Regions from separate parts of the Homo sapiens genome. Here region 2 is linked to region 1. A link is a loop called in an ENCODE intact Hi-C map of the cell type or tissue named here. Cell type or tissue: gastrocnemius medialis. All regions are shown on one strand. Links, peaks and the distances in the headings refer to the core of each region. The heading gives the core; the rest is flanking DNA.

Region 1 (11,975 bases), core at 2,103-10,102:
AGGGACTTATTCACTTGTCCAGGGTCATACAACTAATAAGGCACAACTAGGACTGGGTTCCAAATCTGTCATCTTTTTCCATCTTCAACATCAATCTATTTTCAAAGCATGGATTCAAAATAAAAATTTTGGTCGTAAACAGTTAAGTTCTATAATTTTCCCAATATACATGAAACAACAGTTTTTGTTGTTGACCAAGCTTAGAAGCAGGTCCTTCAGAAATTAATGGAAAATTCCAGAAAAAAAAATGGAATGAAGTTTTCTGAGGTAAAACTTCAAAAAGGTTATCTAGTGCCCTTGGCTCCAAAGCTTTCTGATCATTCTGACGATTAAGCATTAAGTTTTTTTTTTAAATTTTTTTAAATAGAATTTTAAAACAAGTTTTAGAATTACAGGAAAATTTAAAATATAGTACAAAGAGTTCCCATATACCTCTTCACCCAGTTTCCTCCTCTATTGCGATCTTACATTAGTATGGTATATTTGTTACAATGAGTGAACCAATACTGATACATTCTCATTAATTAAAATGCATAGCTTCTTCATACTGCCTTAGGTTTTACCTAATATTAATTTTCTCTTTTTGAAAAAAATAATTTCAACTCTTATTTTAGACTCAGGGGTACACGTTCAGGTTTGTTACCTGGATATATTGTGTGATGCTGAGGTTTGGGATATGATTGATCCTGTTACCCAGGTACTCAGCATGATACCCAAGAGTCAGTTTTTCAACCCTTTCTTCCTTCCTGCCTCCCTTCTTTAGTAGTCCCCAGTGTCTACTGCTGCCATCTTTATGTCCACGAGTACCCTCTATTTAGCTCCCCTTTATAAGTGGGAATATGTGGTATCTAATTTTCTGTTTTTGTGTTTATTTGCTTAGGATAATAGCCTCCAGCTGCGTACATGTTGCTGCAAAGGACATGATTTTGTTGGTTTTTTTATGGCTGTGTAGTATTCCATGGTGTACATGTACCACATTTTCTTTAAGCAGTACGCTCTTGATGGGTGCCTGGATTGATTCCATGTCTTTGCTATTGTGAATAGTGCTAAGCCTCAAGTCTTGAAGGGTATACTGGAATGCCTCTGTGTACTATTTATTATTGAAAACGTTGGCTGTTTTAATTCTAATTTAGATACGCAGCTGTTTGGGGGACATAAAGAAATACATAGTATTATTTGAAGTCTTCATGTGTATTTAATGTCTTTAAAGAAAGCTTCTTTAAAGTTGTTAATTCTTGAGGAAAGGAAAAATTCAGGTATGTACAACATACATATAGCTCCTTGTGCTATGTAAAATGTGGGAAAGTAAATTCTAAAACTGTGGATCACAAGCTGTAATTAGCAATCTAGAGTGATGTACTAGCTACGTCTTTTATTTTTGGGGTGCTGATGCTTTGACATTTGGGGCATTGCTGATCCTGGGGTCACTACCCTTCCAAGGGTTTGTCGATTCCAAGAGGCAGTGAACAACTCACCTGTTACACACCTTTCAAATGCAAACCAACCAATTCAGAGCCCCCATCCGACCTGCCTCCTTTGTCTGGCTCTCAGACTCCAGGCCGCTATCCACCTAATCTCCCCAGGGCCAGGGACCAAACAAGTAGGGATAACCCCCTTACCCCAAATCCTGGGGGAATTATTCAATCCTAAGCCTGCTTACCCTTCCTGGCAGTTCCTGCCCATGGGAACCACAGTCAAGGCTCTCGTCCACATTTCTCCCATCTCCCTCTGCCTCCTGAGCCACCCAGATCTTTCCCATGTGGCCCTGTCCATGGTGTGGGGTGGCCCCTTCTCTTGGAAACTGTGCAGAATACACTGTCTTTTCAGTGCCAGTGGTCTCCTGATCTGTTGGCCCTGCCTTACCAAAACAACAATAAAACCTGTATTAAAACAAGTGAGATATAAGAGCTTGCATTCCTAACATGTTCCTAGGTGACGGTGATGCTGCTCATCTTGGGGACACACTTTGAGTACAACTTTCCTAAAACACTTGAAGGCAGCCATGTTCTTGTCTGTTAGTGGGAGAAGGAGGGTGAGGGACAAAATCTGATGGAGGTGTCCTCTGGGAACCTACAGAAAATAGATATTTTTGTCAAAGCTGTTTCATCCACTTAATCATTATACTGTTGTGCTTATTAAATCATTTTACCACCTATTTGAGTCCTCCTCTGAAAGCCTTGTTATTCTTCCATCCTAATACTAGGGTCTTTGTTGAATTACTTGTGAGAGAATTCAACAATACAAAAAGGTGGTTAAGAATATTGGTTTTAAGTTTGGCTGTGGTTCTGTCAATGAGTTGTATGACCTTGGGAAATTGTCAATGAGTTGCATGACCTTGGGAAATTCATCTCATATATCTAGGCCTCAGTCTCCTCTTCTGTAACTTGGCAATAACAGCAATACCTATCTTAATCTATTTATGCTGCTCCAACAAAAATACCTTAAATGGGATGCTTTATAAACACAAATTTATTTCTCACAGTTTTGGAGGCTGGGAAGTCCAAGATCAAGTTGCCAGCAGATTCTGTGTGTGGCAAGGGCCCGCTTTCTCATAGCCAGCACCTGCTTGCTGTGTCTTCACATGGTGGAAGGGGTGAGTTAGCTCTCTGGGGTTTCTTTTGTAAGGCCACTGATCTCATTCATGAGGACTTGGCCCTCAAGACCTCATCACCTCCCAAAGGTTCTACCTTGGGAGCTAGAATTTCAGCATATGAATTTTGAGGAGGATGCAAAACATTCAGTCTGTTACACTACCTCATAGGGTTAATGTTAGGATTAATTGAGCTAAGTGCCAAGAAAATACTTAGGAAGGTCCATGGCACATAATTCGATTTTGAAATGTTAGCTATTGTTATTGAAGTTATTTTGGGTATAAAATGCAGGATTACCATCAATTTCATTGTCTTGCCATTTATATGATATAATTTTATGCCTGGAGTTTTGAATTGAGAACAATGGCATACAATTAAAAGAATCTAAAAATAAGATCCGACTACATTTGTTATTCTACAAAGCAGAAAACCAAAATCCACAGATGAAAGTTTCTGACATTGTTCTCTAAGTGATGAAACTACAAGATCCTGGGATATGATCTTATTCCAGGATTTTATGTCAGAAGAAAGTTGTTTTTTTCCAGGATATGCCTCATTTTCAGTCCTGCTGTTGGCAAGCCCAATGATGCAATGATGCACGGTGTAATTTCTCCCAGGGTGGCACATGATCAGAGTAGTGGCTGCACAAAAACGGCTCATCCAGTCCAACGTGTCTTTTATGTGCCTCACTTTTGAGGCATACCGATTCCCATGGCAGACAAGTTTTACTTGTAAGCACGTGGAGGTAGTCTATCAGGAGGAAGGAAAATCACTATTTCTTCTTTTATGCCCATCACCGACATCAGTGACAGATATGCTTAATTATAGTATCCTATTTATTTGTGAGGACCAAAGCAGTAGGAAAAAAGTATTTAAATTTCCAGATACCCAGCTGTGTCAAGATTAAATTTAGTCAGTTTTGCATTTATGTAGCATTTTCAACAATAAAATATAAGGGACATCTGATTTTCTCATAAGCTAAAAGAATTGCCACAATTTAGCTCAGGGGAGAAAGATAATACATTTCAGTGGTAAAGACAGGAAGCTGAAGAGTATTTGAATAACGGGGATTGCGTGTGCTGAACAAGTCACGATAGGATAACTGAGAATGGTGTGGAGGGGATTTTTACACTGAATGGGGGTTAGGGATGTGGGTATAACCAATGTCTCCCAAGGTTGAAGGCAGTGTTTTAAAAACTGTGGCTGATAACACACATATGGGTCACAACTAGTGTTTTTTAGAAAAACAAATAGGAAAGAACAAGAAACATCAGAGTGCATTACAATTTGTAAAGGTAAGTGTGTGTGTGTATGTGTGTGTGTGTGTAATCTGCAAAATACAACCTGTTTTTTTCAGTGTGTCATGGCTAAAAAAGAGTTTGAAAAATATAGCCTTAGTTATTTCTTGAAATGATTTATTTGGGATGCTGACCCAGACCAGAGCTAAATAACATTGAATCCCAATTGTGAGATGCCTTTTTGATCCCTTTTCCATCTCTTTCCTTTCTTCTGATTAGATAGACAATCTCCATTTCCTGCTAATGCATCTCCATCGCCTCTCTAACTCTTGTGAGTCTCCCTTTTAAAGGGAGAGAAGCAGGCCTCAGCCTTGGAGTCTAGGGCAGGAAGAGTTTCTGCTTATTTTCTGTTATGTTCTATTGGAGCTTCTCATATACTTCAGTTTCCAAATTTCTATTTCCACTTTGTCCCACGAAGATTTATTGTTTTCTTTTTCAATGACTTGATTTAAGCAAGAAGAAATTGATGGGAAGGAATATTAAAGAGTACAGCTATGGCAAACAATCCTGGCGGTGGTCTGGTACTGGCAGGGGAGGGGAGGCTGTTGGGGCAGGAGTGGGCTCAAGTGTCTTTGGTTGCATCACCTTCCCACAATTCTGGGCAGTCTGATGGCCTTGCCCTTGACAAGCACAACTGGAGGCCTCTTCTTTGAGTAGATCAGACTGATTGCCAAGGGCATTTTCAGACTTCCCAGGTGTCGCAGGTGACAACTGCATTTTCTCTACAAAAATTAAGAAGACACAGGTGAATATATCCCAGGAAGTCCCCAGTGCTGGCCTCTCAATGTGGATATCCAGCTAATGCACTGATATTTTTTACCAGAGACAATGATTGGGTCTTGGAACTATTCATTTTTTCTTAGATTGACCACACCATGCTGATTATATATATATATTATACATATATTATATATAATATATATATAATTTATAGATATAATATATAATATCTATAAATTATATATAATATATAATATCTATAAATTATATATATAATATATATTTTCTTATGGTTAAGTATTGCTTCAGCAGGAATAGACCACCAATTGGATGGGAAAATCAAATGGGGTGATAATGCAGATCCTGCTAGGGACAGATAACTGAGCTCACATGCCCAGGTTCAGCGGCCACCCTGAGATCTGGCTACCTGGCCTTGCCAGGTCTCTATGGAAAATTATTTAGGGCCTTTGTGTGCAGGGGAACCTGAGAAAACTGAGTGCAGTCTGAAGCCTGAAGTGTAACAGGCCCTGCTCTCCTTTGTGTGATGGAAGAGCCTAAAAATAATACAGAGGTAACAGGTGTTAACTCAGGCATTAGTTGTCTTTCCTGGAACAGATAACACCCCTTTTAACACCAAGAGTAAGTAGCTCAGAAGGGTAAATTGAGCGTTGCCTTTCTCCTGTCTGAGACTTTTCTGTGTCAACCCAGGGCTAATTTTCTCTTTCCTCCAATTGGCTTGGCCCAGTCATTGCTGTGATTTCCTCCCCTGACCTCCAGAGTGAGACCAGGAGAGGTGCCAACATGCCCATCTGTGTGCTTAACGAACTTGCTACTTCATCACTAGAGCCAAAGTGACCACTCGGTCCCTTCCCCTGTGGTCATGGGTAGAGTAGGAGCCATGTTGGTCTCTTGTGTTTCAAGACTTAGCTTCCACCCCAAGCTGTGGTGTTGTCTTTTCCCAAAATCCCTCCTTGAGCAACATAATTTGGGAGGCAATGCTTTGATCCTGATGGAAGACAACTTTGTGAAAGCAGGTTGCAGATTTTGAGGGAAAGGCTCAAATTGCCCTGGGCATGGCTTTGCATGCACTTGCTTGCCAATTTGAGTAGGGAGGAAGTGCAGCCAGAATGAATTGCCCGGGCGATTTATGCCTTTGGCAAGTTGTTCAAGGGCTTGAGAGAAAGAGGAGAGGGGACCAAAGGCTCCCATTACAACTTAAAAATAGCCAGCCTTGGGCTCCTCCTCTTCCTGCTCCAGGCTCCTCTGATCACAGGGAGAGCTTTGAAAGGGATTCCCCTCCCCCTGCCCCGTCTCCCTCTCCCCTCCCTCCCTTCTTCTACTCCATCCATGACGCCAGTTCATTTGAATGGCAAGATTTTTCTGAGCTGGGATAAGCGAGATACAGGAAATCACTATTGAAAGACTTCTTTATTCTTGGTGTCATCATCACCTTAGTATGAGGGACAACCAGAGGGCCCAGTGACGAAAGAGGAGGCCTGGACCAGCCAGGATGTCCAAGGACCCAGAGGTAATAGAAATGAAACTGATTATCCACAGAGGTCAGCGGCCACAGCCGAGGTGGTGAACCTCACTTTCCAGGGTCACGTCAATGGGACTTTACATCAACCCTGAAACTTCAGAGAGTTTTAGATACTTTGTCATATTGCTAATGACAGTCATGATGGGTGGAGGTGGAGGGTGAAAACTACAGCACTCTTCCCCACTCTCCCCATAAATTCTTGATGCTTTGTTCACCTATGTAAACCAGAATTATGTGGTGACCCAATAAGATTTTTTAGACTGAATATTAAGCAAGATCTCCCCTAATTTTGAGTTGATTGCACTCTGCGATCACTGAGCTCAAACCTGAAGTGATTCTGTTTATACCAAGGCTTGTTCAAGATTTGGTTTCCAAAATGGGTAGGGGAGGCTCCTTTCTTACCTACTGGGCCACTCAAAATGTTTAGATTGCTGAGAATGGAGTAATTGTCCTTTTCTGTTACTGAAACATCTATGCCACATATATTTAGATGAGTGGTTCTTAAGGTGTGATATCCAAATCAGCAACATCAGTATCAGCATTCACCTGGAAACTTATTTGAAGTATAATTTCTAAGGTTCCAACCCACAACTTTCATTTATTCATTTATTTTTTGAGATGGAGTCACTCTGTCACCCAGGCTGGAGTGCAGTGGATCTATCTCAGCTTACTGCAACCTCCACCTCCTGGGTTCAAGTGATTCTCATGCCTCAGCCTCCCGAATAGCTGGGATTACAGAAGTGCGCCACCACACGTGGCTAATTTTTGTATTTTTAGTAGAGATGGGGTTTCACCGTGTTGGCCAGTCTGGTCTCGAATTCCTGATCTCAGGTGATTCGCCCACCTTAGCCTCCCAAAGCGCTAGGATTACAGGTGTGAGCCACCACACCTGGCTCAACCCACAACTTTTGAATCAGAAACTCTGGAGGTGGGCACCAGGAATCTGTATTTTTATTCTTTAACTTTTTATGGAATCTGTATTTTAACAAATCCTCCAGGTGATTCTGATGCAGGCTCAAGATTGAGAACTTCTGATTTAGATAACTCAGAAAACAGACTGTGTTTCCTTATTGTAGACTTCATGGTAAAACTATAGAGACTCAATAGATGACTTCTATCAGGCGGCCGAAATACTTATTTTGGAGCTTGAAACTTTTATGAAATGTCGCCAATACAGAAATGACATGGACTTGAATACAATTATGACCAACCACATGGAATCATGCTCATTGTCACAGGATTACTTTAGAATGAATGCATGTGTGTATGTTGCATCTTACTCCCTTCAGTAACATTCATTTACAAATTGGAGAAACATTTCTGACTAGAGAAAAGAACTGGTCTCAGGAGATTAGAAAGTAGCAATTTAGAATTTAGAAAAATTTCTTAAGAACCTTCTAAGAAGAAAAGTGATCATTTTCTGGGACCAGAAAATGGGACCAGAAAACAGGATAATTTTCTGAGACCAGAAAACACTTGCTGTAAGTCCCATTATAGATGGCATCATTTTGTGTTTTTATGTTCTGCAATAAATGACAGCTAAGCTACTAGAATACACTGGGATGAGAAAAATTCTCTCTCTGCTTTGCAAGGTTTCTCATAACCTTAAAATAACATGCATTTTTCCCCCTTGCTCAGGCACCATTCCCCAGTGTTGCATGGCTGCTCTTAGAAGGAAATAGGTTGGATCTGAATGAAAAAAGAAGGGCCAGATTCTAAGTGAAGAGGTAAATTTAAGAGACATGTACTTTTGGAAACATGAGATCTAGGGCACCTATGAGTTTTTGAAATAAATCTTTTGGTAACATAATCAATGTTTTGTGTGTTTTCTTAAAAAATTTGCATAATGGACTCTCCCCATAGGACAGTCCCAGTGTCTCCGAACAGTGATTGTAATCCTGCATGCTTGGTCATGTGTGGCTTATTAACCTCAAATTTCAAACCCAGAGCCAGAAGTGGCAGACTGTGGAAGGCACCACGTGGCCAAAAGCAAGACCCCAGAATAAAATGGGCCGTAGCTTTGTACACCAAATGCTGCTCCCACATAGGGCATCTTTGTGAAAGCAGTCATTATTTGCAGAGCCAACACCTGCTAACCTTTTCAGAGACTAATAGAAAATGGTTTGGGTGGTCTTGTAGATCTCATTCTTCTCTCCTAACTCTCCTATCTCAAACAGTTTAATTTCACTAGAAGTACATGTTTTCATGTGGTTTTCAATCACTGTGAAGGAAATAAAAGTTATTTTTGAACTTTTTTGAAGCATAAATCAGGGCCATTTATATCCATTATTCTCAGTGTTAGAAACACACAAAATATTTTAGTTGGCAATATGTCTTTTTTTCTTAATAGAATTATGCTGAGGCTAGGACCTCTTTTGAAACCTGTTTATTTTCTATATTATTTCTTTTGCCAGTCAGACTTTCTTAAGAGCAAAGGTTGTTACACTTGGGTTTTCTGTGTTGAGAATTCAATAGGGCTGAATAAATTTGCGGTCTCCTGATTTGCCAGTTCATATCTAGAACTTGACCTTTTTTTTAATATCCCATGTTACTGAAGCAGATTTACTAATATAATCTGGAATTTTTACTTTCAGGCCTGAAAGAAACCTTAGCTCTAACATTGTAGAACCTTGTGATTTTACAGATGTGGAAACTGAAGTATAAACATGTTCACTGAAAGTCAGACAGGGACTCATGGGAAAAAATACAGAAGCAGACATGGGACCCCAAATCTCTATCTTGTTCTATTCCCATTATGGCCAATGCTACAAACAGTATTTGACAATCTAGTAGCAAATAAAGTAATGTGCCATTTCCACTTTCTGGTTCATTTATTGAAGTTTTTCTGCCTACTCCTATCAATGCATAAATCATGGAAGGGAGTCCTTAAGACTCCAAAACCCAAGAACACAAGTTTATCATTTTTTGAATTTGTGGATTATTTATTTGACAGTGGCTGGCCTTGAGAAAAATCCTTAGCTGAAAAAGCATTTTTACATTCCTGAGAAAATAACTTTTCCTTTGGTCTAGCATTATTTATCTTTCCTTTTTTATAATAAATTTTATTATGTTTATTTTGAAACGTACTTTTACAAGGAGAGAGAATATTCTTTTAAACCCTCACAATCCACTTCGGATTCAACAATTACTGAGGGCTTGCAACACTTGTTTAATCTATTCCTTTTCCTCTCTGTTTTTTTCTGAATTATTTAAAAGCAAATTCCAAGTGTCATTTTATTTCACCCCTACATTCCACATTACACATCTCTAAAGAGTTATGGATATTTTGCTGCATAAACCTAATGCTATTATCACACCTAAAAATTATAATTACAAGGTCATCCAACATCCACTCAGTCTTACGACGTCCCCTCATTGCTTCAACAAACATTTTTAGAGTTGCCTTTTCTCCATTGTTAATATGCATGGCTATAGGTTCAGGGTTGTGTCAAACATTGCAAACTTAAAAAGGAAAGAAAGAAAGAAGATGAAGAAGTACACTTATTTAGCGAGGAGGGTTTTCCCAAATTCTCACAGCTCTAATCTGGATACCATTCAGTGTGACAGGCTTCTCACTGGGTTCCCACAGCTGGTTAGTGTTTTGAATTCCAGCCCCATGAACTCATCTCAGGCTACATGGGCTAATGCTCAGCGGCCAACCTAGAGCTCATATCTCTGATGACAGAGGACTGGAGCCAGCACGGGCACTGTCTGCCTCTTTCTAAATGCACTGTCATCTGTGTTATTCTTCCATCTTTGCTAAGAGTGAGTGACTCTAATGCCTCTTGGATGCATTTAAGCCATTACGGAAGCAAAATTAACGCCATTCAAGCATATTTTGTTGAAAGACCAATAAAATAACCTGCCGCATTGTGGCTGAGCCCCAGAATCCTCAGTCACACCTCTTCAAATTCACATTTCTGTCTCAAAGTTGAGCTTTAAGAAACACATATGAAGATAAAAGGGAGATAGAAAGTATAAATACATGTTCCATAATTAGATATGTAGTTAGTATAGGCTCTGAATTTTGATTATGACTTGCCTATCTAGCTCTTAACAGACACAGTTTCTTAGAGCAAAGGCAATCTTGTGCTTGGGATAAAGGAAACATTTGTTCTATAAGCTCCTCTATTGGAAAACATTATAGGCCCTTTGTTAGATGCCTAAGGGATAGTATTTTAGGGGCCCCACTTGACCTTGCCAAACATTTACTAGGCTAGACAGCACTTATTGAAAGATGCCTGAAATTTGAATTTAAAAAATTCCTAATGTAAATATTTTCTCTTCTCTGCATTTGCATTTATTTATAACAATGTGAGTGAGAATAGGTTCTGAGAAGGGGTGGGAGAAGAAAGTATCTATGCTGAACATTTTTTTTTTCTTTGAGACAGGGTCTTAATCTGGTTGTCCAGGCTGGAGTGTAGTGGTGCAATCTTGCCTCGCTGCAGCCTCAACCTCCCAGTCGCAGGTGGTCCTACCACCTCAGCCTCCCGAGTAGCGGGGATTACAGGCATGTGCCACAATGCCCAGCTATTTTTTTGTATTTTTAGTAGAGATGGGGTTTTCTATGTTGCCCAGGCTGGTCTTGAACTCCTGGACTCAAGCAATCCACCCGCCTTGGCCTCCCAGAGTGCTGGGATTACAGGCGTGAGCCACCACGTCTGGCCTACGCTGAACGTTTTGGACATGGGAAGTGCATATATTGGAAGAGTAGGTATAAAACACTTGGTGCCTATACTAATAGAGCTTTACATTCTTTCTGGGGAGTATGGGCCCTAAATGTACAAACAAACTCATGAGAAATATGATCGCTCATCTTGGAAAGCTGCTGCAAGAATAATCCTAGACAGTATCTATTGGCAGATACTTAAAGGGTGTCTGTGGTGGAAGCTACTTTACAAATGGTTTGACATTTGAACAAAAAAAACTGAATGAGTTAAAGAGCAAAGCATGAGCAGGTTGCAGGAAAAGTCCTCAAGGAGGGCACAAACTGGGCCTAGCAGAGGTAGGTGAAGGTGACATTTGTGACTGGAGCTTGTATGTCGCAGTCAGGTCATGAGGGCCTTGTAGCTCGTAGCAGAGAGCTTGATCTCAGGCCTGGATGGCATGTATACAGCAGGTATATGAACATCTCAACATGGTTGGAATTCTCAGACTTTAGTGGGTACCAGAATCACTTGGAGAACTTGTTACAGCTCAGATTGCTGGCCCTACGCCGAAGGTTTCTGACTGAGCAGGCCTGGGGTGGGGCCTCAGATCATACATCTCTAACATGTTCCTGGGAGGATGCCTGTGCTGCTAGCCCAGGGGACTGTACTTTGAGAACTATTGCTCTAAGGAGCAGCTGCAGGTGGGTGTGGCCTTTGTCCATCCTTTGCCGTTACCGCAGAAAAGAGAATTACAGGTAGAGCAGTTTAAATGGCAGGTGTGCCAATGTGATTGCCACTTACCTATCTTTCCTAAGATGTCTTGCTTTTTTTAATCCCTTCTTTAGAATGAACCTGAACCTCTGTTTGACATACACTCCCCAAAAGGTAGAATGAGAAATTCTAAAGGCTATCAAATCACCTCACCATGTCACTGCCTTCAGATTCACCCTGTCCTTAGGGGGGCTGCAGGCGATGGCAGCTGCAGCACAGGCTGCAAACAAGGGCTGCTCTCAACATTTTTAAGTGGAAGAGGGCCTGTCTTTCCCTGCGCCCCCATCCTCCTCTCAATCTGGGGCTTTCTGAAAATGCACTTTATCTTCCCAGACATTTATGCAAGAGTAAAATGAGTTAACAGAGGCCAGTAGCATCGCTAAGCTCCAACCAGGAAGTGTTCAGA
Region 2 (11,975 bases), core at 1,720-9,719, 130 kb after region 1:
ATTTATTTCAGCAATATTTTGTAGTTCTCCTTGTAGAGATCTTGCACCTCCTTGTTTAGATATATTCGCAGGTATTTTTTGTGGCTATTGTAAATGGATTGCATTCTTGATTTGGCTCTCAGCTTGAACTTTATTGGTGTATAGAAGTGCTACTGATTTTTGAATATTGACTTTGTAGGATGAAACTTTGAATCCTGGAAGAAAACTTAGGAAACACAATATTGGACATCTGCCTTGAGAAATAATTTATGACTAAGCTTTCAAAAGCAATTGCAACAAAAACAAATGTTGACAAGTGGGACCTAATTTAACTAAAGAGCTTCTGGACAGCAAAAGAAAAGATCAACAGAATAAACAGACAACATATAGAATGGGAGAAAGTATTCACAAACTACACATTCAACAAAGGTCTAATATCCAGAATCTATAAGGAAATTAAAGAATTGAACAAGCAAGGCTGGGCATCCTGACTCACGCCTGTAATCCCAGCACTTTGGGAGGCCAAGGTGGGTGGATCACCTGAGGTCAGGAGTTTGAGACCAGCTTGGCCAACATGGCAAAACCCTGTCCCTACTAAAAAAATACAAAAATTAGCCAGCCATGGTGGCACATATCTGCAGTCCCAGCTACTCGGGAGGCTGAGGCAGGAGAATCGCTTGAACCCAGGAGGCAGAGGTTGCAGTGAGATGAGATCGTGCCACTGCAATCCAGCCTGGGTGACAGAGTGAGACTCCATCCACAAAAAAGAATTGGCTAAACAAAAAACAAATAACGCCATTAAAAAATGGGCAAAACATGAACAGACACATCTCAGAAAAAGACATAGAGGCAGCCAACAAACATATGAAAAAATGTTCCACATCACTAATTATCAGAGAAATGTAGATGAAAACCACAATGATATACTATCTCACATGAGTCAGAATGGTTACTACTAAAAAGTCAAAAAATAACAGATGCTGGTGAGGCTGAGGAGAAAAATGAACACTTACATGCTGTTGGTGGGAATGTAAATTAGTTCAGCCATTGTGGAAAGAAGTTTGAAAATGTTTCAAAAAACTTAAGACAGAACTACCATTTGACTCAGCAATTTCATTACTGGGTATATTTCCAAAAGATAATAAGTTGTACTACAAAAAAGACACATGCACTCACAGGTTCATTGTATCACTACTCACAAAAACAAAGACATGGAATCAACCTAGGCGCCCATCAAAGGTGGATTGGATAAATAAAATATGGTATATATATATACACCATGAAATACTATGCAGCCATTAAAAAAGAAGGAAATTGGCCCGGTGTGGTGCAGTGGCTCACTCCTGTAATCCCGGCAATTTGGGAGGCAGAGGCAGGCATATCACTTGATGTCAGGAGTTCAAGACCAGCCTGGCCAACATGGCAAAACCCCATCTCTACTAAAAATACAAAAAATTAGCCGGCTTTGGTGGCATGCGTCTGTAGTCCTGGCTACTCAGGAGACTGAGGCAGGAGAACTGCTTGAACCCGGAAGGCAGGGGTTGCAGTGAGCCAAGATTGCACCACTGCACTCCAGCCTGGATGACAGAGTGCGACGCCATCTTAAAAATAAATAAAAATTTTAAAAGTAAAAAAAAAAAAAATTGCATGTTCTCACATATAAGTGGGAGCTAAACGTGGGTTACTTATGGATATAAAGATGGCAGCAATAGAAACTAGGGAATATTAAAAGAGAGAAAGGGTTGAAAAACTAACTAATGAATACTATGCTCAGTACCTGGTTGATGGGATCAATTGTAACCCAAACCGCAGCATCACGCAGTATACCCAGGTAACAAACCTGCACATGCAGCCCTGTGAATCTAAAACTAAAGTTAAAATTATGATAAAAAAGAAAATAATCTAGTGCTGCTGACTGAATTAGACAAAAATTAACTATTTTGTTTATCAAAGTTGAGGTCACTAATAACCTTCACTTTTAGTAGGGTAGTAGGAACAAAAACCTGAATGGAGTGGGTTAAGGATAGAAATTTAAAAATGGACGGTAGGTATATAGATACTTATTTCTAGAAGGTTTTCTGTGAGAAGGAAGGAAAAAATAGGGTCTTTTCTGGGAGGTGAAAGTAGTATTAATAGACAACTTTGTTTTATAATGATGAAAGGTATTAAGAGTCTGAATATACCATGATAGAAATAGATCAAAAAGAACAAAGGAACCACTGATGATACAGAAGAAAGGGATGAATTGCTGGAGCAATATCCTCTAGTAAATGAGAATGGAAGAGTTCGCCCTAGATAGATACCTGGCAGCTCGTAGCACCAGGAGAGAAGATAGATTGATTATATGGGCTCATGGGCAGATAGGACAGTATATAATGTGATGACAACTTGTGAGGTCTGATCTGATTGCTTCTGTCATCTCCATGAAGCAGGAGCAAGGTTATCAGCTAACCGGGAAGATGGTAGGAAGTGCCAGATGTTTGCGGAGAATGGAGAAGGGATCACACAGTCCTCCTAAGAGTGAGAGATTCAATGAACCAAGAAAATGCAATGTGGTTTTGGGCAGCGCTGGGACACCCCATAAGGTTATTCATCATTGAAGTAAGAACAGTCAGCATAGGCTTGTATTTTTCTCCAGCCACATCCAGTTGTGTAGGTGCAGGCGTGGGAGTAGACTGATAATTGGATTTAATGAAGATTGCAGTTTAGCCAGCAAGTTGGAGAACTTTAGAGATCAAATGTCACCTTGTGGTTATACTTGAGTGACAAGAAACAAATTTGTTGAGTTTCTAATACTATTCCCAAAGGTAATTATTAAACCATAAACTTCAATATGAAATACATCCTTTAAGATTAATTTTAACATATCGGACATTTAAGCCATATAATTAAATTTAATTAACATTTTATATGCTAATACAATTAAGAAACCAAAAGACTATATAGTAAGGCACATTTTATTATATAATGATAAAAAAGGAAAATTTATTACTTTCATTTTTACTTTGATTCTATATTAGTTATACTGGAATCTTTAGTTGTATTCCTAAATTAGAGAAAGATTATACTTAGGAAATGGCTATCTCTTCTGGTTTTAGACCATTAGGTTTGTATGTTAGTTTCTATTTTTAAAATGAGAAGTCAGTTCAACTTTATACAAGTAGAAATGATGGGTGGATGTCTGTCCTCCAGGGGGGTTTCAGGGGCATGCAATTCTTCCCTTACTCTAAGCAATCATCCAGGTGCTTAAATTTCCTACCATCATTTTGTTTTTAGAATTGAAACATAGCCTCATGGAAGACATTTAAGATGACACCTAGAAGGACCCATTGGTCCCAGTCATCATTCTTGTTTGGTTTGTTTTATTAGATTAATACGAAAGAAAGTGGAGCCCTGAGTGTATGGCACACATGTCCGGTGAGTATTGATCAAAGGTAGGAAGTCAAGAATGAGCTTGCCTCTGCAGTAGGCCATGTCTAGGTCCATTCCCATAACCCTGAGGGCATGGTTACCTGGGTTGCAGCTCTCAAACAAGGAAAGGGTTATGTTTAAAGGACACTTGAAGATAAACTGAAGATACTCCCCATGTGCTTTATAATATTTCTAAAACCTGGCTCTGAGCTCCAGCATCTTATCTAAAATTGTTAGTTTTTTGAAAGATAAGTTTATCTTTTCTATCAGAATAGCTAATAATCATATAATACTTATTTTTGGCTTACTGTGTTTTGAGCAGTGTGTTAAGGCTAATGCCTATGTTTTGGTTTCTTCAAGCCTAAGAAAAAACATTGAGGTTATCGCTTTATACGTGAGGAAACTGAAGCTTAGAGTATTATTTATTTATTTTATTATTTATTTATTTATAGAGACAGGGTCTTGCTCTGTCATCCAGGCTGGAGAGCAGAAGCATGATCACAGCTCACTGTAGCCTCAAACTCCTGAGTTGAAGGGATCCTCCTGCCTCAGCCTCCTGAGTAACTAGGACTACAGGTGCGACACCACACCTGGCTAATTTTGTTTTTTGTAGAGAAGGGGTCTCACTATATTGCTGACATTGGTCTTGAACTCCTGGCCTCAAGTGATCCTTCTGGCTAGAACATTTAAATAATTTATTCAAAGCCCTAAAGCTAGTGGAGAGTCTAGATGGAAATTTGCAAAAGATCTACCTGCCTGCTTATAATAAAAAATCCATGAGAGCAGGCATCGTCCTTGTATCTCTGTATCCTTTAAAGTGCCTGTGCCTTCGGTGCAGATTGCCACTGATAACTGTTTATTCAATTGAGTGAACAGGACTTTCCTACATTGGACTGTGAGTTATCCCACAAATGGAAAGTAAATTAAACATCAAGGTGCTTTGTACAGATAATGAACACTAGCATTAACTAACACAAAACCAAAACCCCATTAAGTTTTCTTTAAATTAGTCTGATAGTTGAGGCCAAAATGCATTCTGACATGAAATAGCACGGATTGCTTTTAGATCTCTCATAATGCACACCTTTTAGTTGTATGGTTCCTAGTAAACATGCAGGTGTATTTTTGTTGTTGAGATCATTTAAGTTTTGCCTGGTAAATGTCCTAATCTTTGTATTCTCCAAGGCATCCGTGTGAAACCCAGGGCCATCCTAAGCAATATGAGATATCTGGCTACATTCTGATAGCTTTATTTTCCACCGTAACTAATTCCAATTTACTTGCCAACAACTTCAGACATCAGCTGGAGGGGAAAAGAGGATTTAGGGGTGGAGATGTATTTTAAATAATATTTAATAAGATTTGTTTTTGTAATTGGAAAATAAAGAGCATTTCTCTGGGGATATGCCTATGTTGCAGAAGAACTGGCTCAGGACACGTTTTGTAAATGGCTCTCCTTTCTGTGGCCATTCAATTCAAAGGTTTTGGGGTAAAATCTATGGAAGGAAATTCACGCAGGAAAGAGGGTGGAGATGGAAAAAAAAAGTTCATGCTTAAGTCACAGTCTATGGATAAGAAAGAATTTGAATATTAATGCATAACCTTGAGAATTAAATGCTCTGTCCAGCAACCTTACAAGCTGACAGCTGGCTGGGGGCTGATAAGGAACACTGGGTGGGGGGTAGGTTCTGGGAGGGACTAGTTCCCAGAGCAGGCTCTCATCCCTGGCTGGCATTAGAAAGAATTACAAAGCATGATTCAGAATCTAATTTTGTCAGCTGGTGATTGGCTCCCACGAGGCTCTGGCCTCACAATGCGTTGTATTAAGTAATGGGAATTGGGCTGTGCTCTTGTTCTCTGCTTCATGCCTGCCACCCTACTCTCCTTCACAGTGCTTCCCATGTCTCCTGCGTATACTTAGGTGTGCTTGCTTGCATCCGCATTCCAAAAGGCATTTCTAAATACCTTCACAATACACAGATGCTAACCACACAGAAGGATGCCAACACCACATTGTTTCTTTGTATTTAAATTTATTTTAGTCTTGGGCTGCATTGAACAAATCAACAACACCTTGTTAGGATAGGCAAAACCCAGATAAGAAAATACACAGTTTAAATTAAACCTCTCCATTTGCCAACCCCTATTTAGTGGCTCAGTGCAAGAGAAGCTTGTAGCATGGGTAAAAGAGTCAGCCTCCATGCAAAAATATCAAATAAACACATGGTGTGGTGTGAGACATCATTGGGTTTCTGTCTGCTTCAAAGAAACAGCATTGAATGAAAATGGACTCTACAACTTGTTTTTCTTTTGTAGCCAAATGTCTGATACCTGTCAAAACGTCTGTTTATCCTTTATGATATGACTTATATCACCAGTGATGAAACTCATTTTAAAGGTAGTAATTTGCACAATTACAAAAGGTGGCGTTATGTGTTCAGAGGACATATAATACGGGTTTTGTTATTCTCTTATGTAACTGGACAGGAGTTAGTTTATCAAAGAGTTATGTAACAGGATCATTTTCCATTCATTTTAAGACTTCAAGAACTTCGTTACTCTCTCTGGGTTCCAGAACATACAAAAATTATAATTAATGGGCAAAGGTAATATGTTCAGTGGACAGAATATTTTCAGTTTATGAAACATTTCTAAGAATGTTTTTTTCCTCAAAATTAAATCACAGGATTCTTTCCCTCATTCTGAAACAATTTTCCTAAAATAAATTTGAGACCCCCCCAATAAAAAATTGAACGATTTTAGTTTCATGCTGTCCTTTTCTTATCTTCAGGCTATGCTTGTTTCAGATAGAACAGCCAGCCCCTTGTTGAAGAAAAAGGGCCTTTACAGGATATCAGAAGACCTTAATTCTATTTTTGCTCTGGCATGAACTAGCCATGGCCATGTAAGTCACTTTCTGGACCAATTTCCTCGTTTGTAAGGTTGAGGGAATTGACTAGGTCAGAAGACAAACACTCTTGGCTGGCAAGCAACTTCCAGATGTGTTTCCTATGGCAAGTTGAGTTTCTTTAAAATCTATATTTAAGGCTGGGCGCGATGGCTCACGCCTGGAATCCCAAAGCTTTGGGAAGCCGAGGCGGGTGGATCACTGAGGTCAGGAGTTTGAGACCAACCTGACCAATACGGTGAAACCCCATCCCTACGAAAAATACAAAAATTAGCCAGGCATGGTGGTGTATGCCTGTAGTCACAGTTACTTCGGGGGCTGAGGCAGGAAAATCACTTGAACCCAGGAGGTGGAGGTTGCAGCGTGCTGAGATCATGCCACTGCACCCCAGCCTGGGCAACAAGCAAGACTCCGTCTCGAAACAAACAAACAAACAAACAAAAACTATATTTAAATTATTTTAAATAGGCATGCCTTTCTCAGTTTGCCACAGCCCTCACCACTCCTTATTACCTTGTTTTTATGAATGTATGCATGCATTTGTGTATCAGTTGGCTTTTTCCATGTAACAAATAACTGCAAAACATAATGTCTTACATTTATACGGATTAAACTAGGCTTAATGGCTAAAGCACAGCTATTTACTTAGCTCAACATTCTAGGGTCAGTAATTTGATGGTTTTAGTTAGGCAATTCTGTTGGTCTTGCCTGGTCTCATTTACTCATCTTGGATCAACTGCCATTTAGTAAGGTGTCTCTGCTTGTGGGTATTGATTGCCTGTCACCTGGGGTAATAGATATTTCTGAGCCAAATCATTCAGCAAGCTAACTTGAACTTCATATGGCAGCTTCTGTGTTGCAAGGGTGCAGGAACACAAGTTGAAAGGCCCGTTGGGTCCTAGGCTTGGCACTGATTCATTGTCATTTCTGTTGTATTCTATTATTCAAAGCAAGTGACAGGGATAACTCAGATTCAAGCAGTGGAGGAAAATACTCCATCTCTTGAAGAGAAAAGCTGCAAAATGTTTTGGCTATTTTTACAATTGCTACAACCTGTTTGCAAGCATTTCATCTTGCAAACTGTGGATTACATGGCCTTCAATTTATTCCCAGTCTAAAAACAAGGAAAATCACAAGCAAAACAAACAAAGTGGATACTCTTTTCTATACCAGAAGCATATTCATAGTGCTCAGCAAGTTGCTTTAAAATAGAATCATTTTAGAACAGTACTGACAAGTACATATCCCGTTAAACCACAAGTCCCCAGATGTTTGGGGATTTCTGCCCTTAGTGACCAAACATTTGTGCCACAAACTATTGGCAGTTTCTGAACCTGGGTTATGCCCTTGTCATAATATGGAGCCGCTGCTTAGTGATGGCCAACACTGGAGATGGGAATTCTCACTGAGCCAATGTAAGCCTTCAAGTCTGTCCCTGTATGTCCCTGAAGACGAACGTAATCTGAATCCCTTTTGAGGTTTAGAGTTGTTTCCAGACTCCCTGCATTGACTTTTTCCCAGAATACCCTTAGTTTGAAATGATCATTTGGGGGAAATTTCTTTTAGACTGGAGAGCTGACTAACCATCTTTCATGCACAGTGTGGTATGAAGGAAAGGCTGTCAAATTATAAAATACAAATATAATAAACCCCATTTTTTAAAACATAGACTTGGCATATTATAGGTTCAGTTGAAACCTCTATGTTACAGACCTCTAACTTCTATTACCTCTATAACCCCTAAAGCTATAGACATAGATTTATAATGCTGAATATATCCATTAGCTGAGCATGCACTAAGTCCAGAATTCTGCTCTAGGTGCTTTAATGACTGGAAATACACATGAGAAAATGTTCCTCCTTTCAAAGTGCTTTCAGGCTACCATAATCAAAGTAGTCAATCTTGAAGTTGTGAGTCCCAGTGAAAGAATTTTTCCCGGAATGACTTGAGAACCAATAATAGGTGTTTTCCTGTCTTAAACATTACAACTGTATGTAATAAGTAGGAAAATGACTCACTGCATCACTTTATTTTACATCTGAGATGGAAGATCTGCATATAGATCTTGAAATACTGTTTTTGTTTCTTTATTTCTTTCTTTCTTTGTTTATTTAGTGAAACAGTACGACAAGACACATGGGGAAAGATACCTCAGCTACAGTGTTTAATTAAGAATGCCAAATTTCCAGTTTGAAGTGAAGCATGTTCATTACGCTTGTGGAAAGGAGCTTTGCATCTACATTTTCATCATCACTTGCATTAGCAGGAAGAAGGAGAGACAATTAAACCCCTTCAAATGTTTGAGCACATGAAGAGACCAGGGAAATTGCTGATGCTCTGCAAAAGATAATTTCAGGAAAAAGAAATTTAACAGAAAACAAATAGACAAAGGATATGAGAAACAATATACAGAAAAGTGAATCCAAATGACCAACAAATGCTTGAAATTTTTTCACACTTTGTAGCAGTCAATGCAAGCACAATAAGATATTACTTTATATCCTGTACACTGTCAACAATTAAGTAACATTATCACTGAAGATAGGTATTCACACAAGTAATCTCCAGAGGTGAGATTCAGGAAACTGTGTTTTAACAAACTTTCCAGATGATTCCAATACACACGAAACTTTGAGAACCACTGCTGTCATATAGGTCTATACATTGCTTCAGGCCTTTTGGAAAGCAAAATGACAAAACCTAATGCATTTTTAAATGTTATAAAAGGCCGGGCGCAGTGGCTCATGCCTGTAATCTCAGCACTTTGGGAGGCCAAGGCGGGCGGATCACAAGGTCAGAAGTTCGAGAGCAGCCTGGCTAACATGGTGAAACCCTGTCCTTACCAAAATACAAAAATTAGCTGGGCATGATGACGGGTGCTGGTAATCTCAGCTACTCGGGAGGCTGAGGCAGGAGAATCACTTGAACCCGGGAGGCGGAGGTTTCAGTGAGCCAAGATCGCACCACTGCACTCCAGTCTGGGCGACAGAGCGAGACTCTGTTAAAAAAAAAAAAAGTTATAAAAATAAGAATTAGTATATCCAGGATTTCTTATTCTGAAGATTTCTTTCACAGAAAGAACGAGGAAATAAATAAATATGGACAAAAGTGTTTATTCTAGCTTTGTTACAAAGGCGAAAACAGATGAAGGCAAAACAGAATTGTTGAATGTATCTATTCAATATCAGTAGCAAACACTATGAATTAGTTGTACACTATGAATTAGTTGTACACTAGGAAAGTTTTCAACAATTATTTTCCCATGGATAATAGCAAGATATACAGAAATCTGTCAGTATGATCTAATTTTGGTAAAACAATAATAAAAACTTTAACTTCATGATATGTAAGCAGGAGAGAGAGAAAAGACAAAGAAAACAGAAAACAGTTAAGAAGACTGCCTAACATAAAAACAAACAAATAAATAAAAGAACAGGAAAAACACTGAGCACAAATGAGTGACTTGTCCACACCATGCAGTTGTTCAGTAATAAAGCTGGAATGCGATGACAAATTCTCTTATTCCAAACTCATCTCTATTACTGTGACTCCACATTATGTCTTGTCCAAATGCTGAAAGAGGTGTTCAGTTCTTATCCAATTTCATACTCATTTATAGCACCTGGCTCTTAGTAGCTACTAAGTAAACATTTGTTTAATGTTTAAAGAATGGAGAGAGGAATAAGCAATTCGAGTATATTTCAGAAGAGCAGGTCCTCCATACTGTGTTCATTTTATTCACTGGTTAGGATATTTACCAAAGGTTCCTTTCTGTTGCCTCAGTCCAGTTCAAACAACTGTGCTTGACATTAAAAAATGCTCAAAAAGGCCAGGCTTAGTGGCTCACACCTATAAACCCAGCACTTTGTGAGGCCAAGGCAGGAGGATGACTTGAACCCAGGACCTTGAGACCAGCCTAGGCAACATAGTGAGATTCCATCTCCCTAAAAAAAAAAAAAAAAAAAAAAAAAAATTGGCTGGGCATGGTGATGCACCCCTGTGATGCCAGCTACTTGGAAGGCTGAGGCGCAAGGACTGCTTGAGCTTTAGCGTTTGAGTCTGTAGTGAGTTATAAACATGCCACTGTGCTCCAGCCTGGGAAACAGAGAGAAACCTGTCTCTAAAATACAACAAACGTAAAAATAAAAATGCTCAAAAGCTGAGGTTGATCAATGGGTACGTATATACGGTTAGATAAAAGAAATAAGACCTACTATTTGATAGATCATTATGGTGACTACAGTTAAGAATAATCTATTGTACATGTCAAAACAGCTAGAAGAAAATATTTTGAATGCTTCTAGTGTAACGAAAAAATATTTAAGGTGAGTATATCCCGATTATCCTGATTTGATATTTGTGTATTAAATGAATGCATCAACATATTACCTGTACCCCCAAATATGTATATTTGTTGCATATTAACTTAAGAAGGCTCAAAAGTTAACATCAGTTTTTCGGCCCATGTTTATTTTCTCTCCTTTTTTCACAAGTTAACTCCAGTCCAGCTATTTCTGGTCTCACCGAAGCACATTTCTTAACAACCCCTCCAAGCCTTTCACTGAGAACTTCTTTCCCTTCCCTTCTTTGCTCCACCCCATCTGTCTTTCAAGGCCTAGGTTCTTTCCCATCTCTCCCACAACATTTTCTCTGAACCATTCTTAGTCACATTTTTATATGTTCATGTTGTACTCATTCCTACATTATTAAGCCCCTATGGTCAGGAACTATACCCTAAGGTGCTTTGCCCACCCCGTAGGATCTTTTCCAATCCTTTGCACATACTGGGAGTTTAATAAATGTCTATGATTCAAGTTTTTGTTGTATGTCATCAAGGATATTTGCCACTTGTCAATGGCAGCCTTCACACTGCTTGTTTTGGTAGTATTTGAAGCCCAGATGTCCAGAATGGAATTAATTACAGTTTCTCCATGATCCTGTTTCTCTTTCTGTATTTTCTGTCCCAGTTACTGACACTACTATTAATTCAACTGTCCAAACTGAAAACCTCCCATATTTGATCTCTGGTTATTTTTGCCTCCTACATTTAATTGGCTGCTCAGTTTAATTGATTTTTCCACTGCCACACACTGCCAATTAATGTACTACTTTTCTTCTCTTCCCACTGCCAATGTCCTGGTTCATGTCCTCATGCTCCCTGTTGCTAGTGAAGTAGATTTCTAACTGATACCTCTCTGTTCTTACTCTCTAATCCTTCCTTCAAAGGGTTACTGGAGTTAAAACCTTGCCAAGTCTCATTTTTCTTTCCCCAAGCCAATAAGAATTAAAAAATAAGTGTCATTGTGTGGCATTGTAAACCCTCTCCCATTGGCTCCCCTTCTAACATTTCTGCCTTATCTTTTCCAAACCCTCCAGACACACAGTGTTAGGAGCTTGGATATATCCTTGACTTTTCTCATGCTATTCTCCCAATTTGAAGTGCTTCCCCTTCCTCTCCTCTAAACTCTCTAGTTCCTGTCACATAGGAAACATGACGATGTATTAGATATCACTGCTATAATTACTAAAGGCTGAATTCAAATGCTTATTTTCTCTGTGAAGTTTGTCTCAATTTTTCCTGTGAATATCAATAGGTCATTTCTCTATTCTCTGTACTTATTAGTAATTTTTCATTATAAAACTTTAATTTTTATATTGTAGTTTGCTGTTTAGCTC

Evidence for each region. Hi-C counts contacts between places; a loop is a spot of excess contacts. Peaks named below come from ENCODE experiments on the same cell type or tissue, not always from the same donor. Only the 100,000 strongest peaks of a DNase experiment are listed, where the experiment ranks them.
Region 2: a loop joins it to region 1, with 3 times the contacts of the local background. A loop is called at or near these places in 3 of 110 quality-filtered maps.

Annotation. Positions count from the first base shown.
Region 1 is chr20:10,973,056-10,985,030 of GRCh38, forward strand. No RefSeq gene overlaps it. Among named protein-coding and RNA genes, the nearest start is that of LINC02871, 48 kb to the right of the region's middle. In gastrocnemius medialis, for the core only: no CTCF peak of the experiment used is centred there; DNase peaks (open chromatin) are centred at 5,445, 5,826 and 9,806; H3K4me3 peaks cover 1,232 bases; H3K27ac peaks cover 4,199 bases.
Region 2 is chr20:11,103,132-11,115,106 of GRCh38, forward strand. No RefSeq gene overlaps it. Among named protein-coding and RNA genes, the nearest start is that of LINC02871, 83 kb to the left of the region's middle. In gastrocnemius medialis, for the core only: no CTCF peak of the experiment used is centred there; a DNase peak (open chromatin) is centred at 5,150; H3K27ac peaks cover 811 bases.